Linked DNA regions of Homo sapiens: region 2 is linked to region 1. A link is an interaction called in ENCODE POLR2A ChIA-PET data of the cell type or tissue named here. Cell type or tissue: endothelial cell of umbilical vein. All regions are shown on one strand.

Region 1 (2,500 bases):
GGTTCCTATATTCACTGATTTGAAAGTAAGACACTTAAGAAAACTGACTAAAATATGATAAAGGAAAACCACGATGAGATACCAGTTTATACTCACTTGACTGGCAAAAATTAAAAAATCTAACAATCCCATGTTTTGGTGAGAATGCATAACATGGAAATTCCTGCATAAAGATGATAGGAGAGAAAATTGTGTAACTTGGGAAAATAATTTGACATTATCTTGTAAAGTCAAATATGCATTTTCCTCTCGTGTACTAGGAGACCTATATGGAGTATTATTATAGCAGCAGGAAATAACCCAAATGTGGAATAAATAACTTATATATAGTTACACAATAGAATACTGTACAGTAATGAAAATGAATTAGCTACAATTACATCTGCATGCATAATAACATAGACCTTAGAAGCATGAAGGAACAAAAAAAGCCCCAAAATACTTGTTAGATTTCATTTTTATAGAATGCAAATTAAAAAATATATTATTATAGGGCACCTACATATGTGCATAAGCTATAAAGAAAAACAAGAGGCCTGGCGTGGTGGCTCACGCCTGTAATTCCAGCACTTTGGGAGGCCAAGGCAGGCAGAATGCTTGAACTCAGGAGCTCAAGACCAGCATGGGCAACATGGTAAAACCCCATCTCTACCAAAAATACAAAAATTATCTGGGCATGGTGGCACGCACATGTGGTCCTGATACTTGGCAGGTTGGGGTGGGAGGATCGCTTGAACCTGGGAGGCAGAAGTTGCAGTGAGCCAAGATGGCACCACTGAACTCCAACCTGGGTGACAGAGTGAGACCTGTCTCAAAAAGAAGAAAAAAAAAAAAAAAAGAGAGAAAAAGAAAAACAAAATAATGAAGGGGAAAAAATTCCTAAATTCAAAATAGTTGTTACATCTAGGGAAGGAAATAGGGAAATGGGAATGGAATGAATCATAACAGAGTTTCCATGGTAGATGGCCAGTATCCAAGTTTCAAGGTGGGTGGGCTCATGAGTGTTTGTTTTATTTAACATATGTTTGTATTTTATATTTTAACATAAAATTTATCTTATATTTATTTTACTTTCAGTTACCTTATATTTTCTTGCATATATAAAAACTCATTGAAATGATAGTTTCATTGCATCTGATATGATTACATATATTAGTGTGTGTGCACACATGTGTGTCCATATCTGTATATCTGTATCTGTCTATCTGATTGTCTATTTTCTTTTGGGAACAGGCCAATTTCCACTAATTTCATTTTATCCTGTTGATCACACTTTCCTTAGGGAGTAGCTTTTTTTTCCCCCATATCCTACCCATGTGATTATATGTTCATTTTCACGTATAAAATGAATCAAAGTGAACATAAAATGCACACACATATGTGACTATGTATATAAATATTTCTCTGTGAATGAACATGCACATAGGTGAATGAGTATTCAGCAGGGAGTTAATATAGAGGGGAGAGAAAGGTAGAGGAACCAGCAATCAGTAGGTGTCCATCACTGAGATACACCACAACATGCAATTTGAGGTTGTAAAACTTTAGCACATATTGGTACCAAGGGTTATGTGTGATGTGTAAATAATAAAAGACTTGCTTTAGATTTATACTTTGTGAATTATGGTTTTGTAGATGCTGGGTAGTCACTACTATAATTTGAAGTGATAGGCTAATTTGAACTGTCCACACGTCTGCTTGGGACAAGAGACTGCCAGTCCACACAAGATTCTATACAGTTTTGCAAAAATAAATTGAGCTATGTGTGATAAATGCATTCTAGTGGATCTTTAAGATCTGTCAAGTGGCCAGGTATGGTGGCTCACACCTGCAATCCCCGTACTTTGGGAGGCCGAGGCAGGTGGATCACCTGAGGTCAGGAGTTTGAGACCAGCCTAGGCGGCCAACACGGTGAAACTCCCGCTCTAGTAAAAATACAAAAATTAGCTGGGCATGGTGGCACACATCTCTAATCCCATCTACTCAGGGGAGGGGCTGAGGCAGGCTCATTGCCTGAATCCGGGAGGCACAGATTTCAGTGAGCAGAGATGGCACTACTGCACTCCAGCCTGGGGGACGGAGTGAGACTCTGTCTTTAAAAAAAAAAAAAAAAAAAGTCTGTCAGGTGTGTGAGCCCCCAGATCTCAAGAGATAAATAAGTTCTTTAGAAGTCTTCTAGGAATATAGCATGGAAAAGACACAAAATAGTCTGTCTGTTTTATTGATACTTATGCAGATACTTGCAGAGTATCGAAATTATACTTTCTGATCATGGTCTTGTCTTGGAAAGTTTAACATTTCACTGCTACAGATAGAATTTTTCCTCTGTAGAATATAATTTAGACAAAATATCTGTTTTGAGTACAGGTAATTAGAAGCTTCTGTGAAGATGTCACTGCTCAGGGGAAAGGGAGGAAGCCAGGAGAGGAAGGAGAAGCCATTCTACAGAAAAGCTTTCTGGCTGGTTCCACGAGCTGACTTCATCTCCTTTGCCCTCCCT
Region 2 (2,500 bases), 270 kb before region 1:
CATCTCGCTCTGTTGCCCAGGCTGGAGTGCAGTGGTGGGATCTCAGCTCACTGCAACCTCTGCTTCCCGGGTTCAAGCGATTCTGCCTCAGCTTCCTGAGTGGCTGGGATTATAGGCGCTTGCCACCTTGCCCGGCTAATTTTTGTATTTTTAGTAGAGACAGAGTTTCGCCGTGATGGCCAGGCTGGTCTGGAACTTCTGACTTCAGGTGATCCACTCACCTTGGCCTCCCAAAGTGCTGGGATTACAGGCATGAGCCACCACGCCTGACCTAAAAGTTAGATAGCACATTTTATTTAGCCTAATATCTAATGTAAAAATAAAATATATATTACATATAAAATATAATTTCAGTATGTAATCTATGTCAAAATTATTAAGATACTAGAAATAAATTAAGCATCTAAACATGTGCACTATGATACAATAATCATATTTTAGGTTGGTACAGTGGCTTACACCTGTAATCCCAGTGCTTTGGGAGGCTGAGGTGGGAGGATCACTTGAGGCCAGGAGTTTGAGACCAGCCTAGGGAATATAGTGAGACCCCATCTCTACAAAAAATTAAAAAAATTAGCTGGCCACAGTGGTACACACCTTTAATCATAGCTACTAGGGAGGCTGAGGCAGGAGAAGCACTTAAGCCGGAGTTTGAGGTTGCAGTGAGCTGTGATAGTACCACTGTACTCTATCCTGGGTTACAGTGATACCCTGTCTCTAAAAAAAAAAAGATAATATTTTATAAAAATTACTGTCTCAGTTTTTAAATTAAAATTAGATAAAATAAAAAATTTAGTTTCTCATTTTCACTAGCCACATTTCAAGTGGTCAGTAGCCATGTGCAGCTAGAAGTATGGCACAGTTCTAGAATTTACATGATTTATTATTAATTTTTTTTTTTTTTGAGACAGGGTTTTGCTCTGTCGCCCAGGCTGGAGGGCAGTGGCATGATCTTGGCTGACTGCAACCTCCACCTCCTGGCTTCGAGCGATCCCCTCGCCTCAGCTTCCTCAGTAGCTGGGACCACCGGCACGCGCCACTGTACCTGACTCATTTTTGTATTTTTGTTGAGATGGGGTTTTGCCATGTTGCCGAGGCTGGTCTCAAACTCCTGAGTTCAACAGATCCTCCCACCTCAGCCTCCCAAAGTGCTGGATTACTGGCGTGAGCCACCGTGCCCGGCTTACATGATCTATTTTTTATTATTTTATTTCCATATTTTCATTTTTTTCTGCTCTTATGAAAAACTTTAGTTTTCAGCATGTTAATTAAAAAGTATACAGTCATCTCTTGGTAACTGAGGAGAATTGGTTGTGGATGCCCAAGTCCCTTATTTAAAATGGCATATTTGCATATAACCTACACACATCCACTGTATACTTTAAATCATGGCTTGCTTATTTGTAATACCTAATACAATGCAAATGCTATGTAAATAGTTGTTACACTGTATTTTAAAATTCTGTATTGTTTATATATTTATGGATATTTTCAATCCATGGTTGGTTGAATCTGCAGATGTGGAACCTGCCATAAGAAGGATTGACTGTACATATTTTAAAAGCTAGAAAATATTTTTAATACAAAGGAATTTTTTATGTAAATACATGGCAAGTTTACACATGTTACTGAAATCATGTTACTCGGCAATTTGGGACTTGATTCTTAGGTATGTTCCTAAAAGCTAAGTGTAAATTGGCTCTATTTGTGGTGGTTTCAACCAAGAGTGATTTTTGTTCCTCAAGGAACGTTTGACAATATCTTGAGAAAGTATTGTTTTTTATCACAACTCATGGTACTTACCATATAGGGGATAGAGGCCAGGAAGGCTGCTAAACATCCTACAATGCACAGAACAACCCCCACAAAAAAGAATTCTGTGCCCCAAAATGACAGTAATTCTGAGGTTGAGAATCCCTGATCTTTGGCTTCATGTGTACTTTCTTTCTTTCTTTTTTTTTTTTTAATTTATTTTTTTAGAGACAGGGTTTCTTCAAGTTGCCCAGGCTGGTCTTGAACTCCTGGGCTCAAACAATCTGCTGTCCTTGGCCTCCCAGAGTGCTGGGATTACAGGTGTGAGCCATCACACTTGGCTTTGTGATGTGCTTTCATTGATAATTTTTTCTTTTTTTTTTTTTAAGATGGAGTTTCACTCTTGTTGCCCAGGCTGGAGTGCAATGGCGCGGTCTCGGCTCACCGCACCTTCTGCCTCCTGGGTTCATGTGATTCTCCTGCTTCAGCTCCCAAGTAGCCGAGATTACAGGCATGTGCCACCATGCCCGGCTGATTTTGTATTTTTAGTAGAGACAGGGTTTCTCCATGTTGGTCAGGCTGCTCTTTAACTCCCGACCTCAGGTGATCTGCCCACCTCGGCCTCCAAAAGTGCTGGGATTACTACAGGTGTGAGCCACCGCACCCGGCTAATACCTTTTCTTTACTCCCAAGTTTGATCTTCAGATGACAGTGGCTCATGGTCTGTCCTTCTGTTTTTTTTTTTTCC

What was found. Peaks named below come from ENCODE experiments on the same cell type or tissue, not always from the same donor. Only the 100,000 strongest peaks of a DNase experiment are listed, where the experiment ranks them.
Region 2: POLR2A ChIA-PET joins it to region 1 with 6 read pairs; 3 of 35 experiments call an interaction of 5 or more read pairs at or near these places.

The regions. Positions count from the first base shown.
Region 1 is chr5:73,840,891-73,843,390 of GRCh38, forward strand. The region is part of intron 11 of ARHGEF28 (Rho guanine nucleotide exchange factor 28); the gene reads left to right. Among named protein-coding and RNA genes, the nearest start is that of ARHGEF28, 220 kb to the left of the region's middle. In endothelial cell of umbilical vein, no CTCF peak of the experiment used is centred here; a DNase peak (open chromatin) is centred at 951.
Region 2 is chr5:73,573,602-73,576,101 of GRCh38, forward strand. The region is part of intron 7 of UTP15 (UTP15 small subunit processome component); the gene reads left to right. Among named protein-coding and RNA genes, the nearest start is that of UTP15, 9.1 kb to the left of the region's middle. In endothelial cell of umbilical vein, no CTCF peak of the experiment used is centred here; no DNase peak of the experiment used is centred here.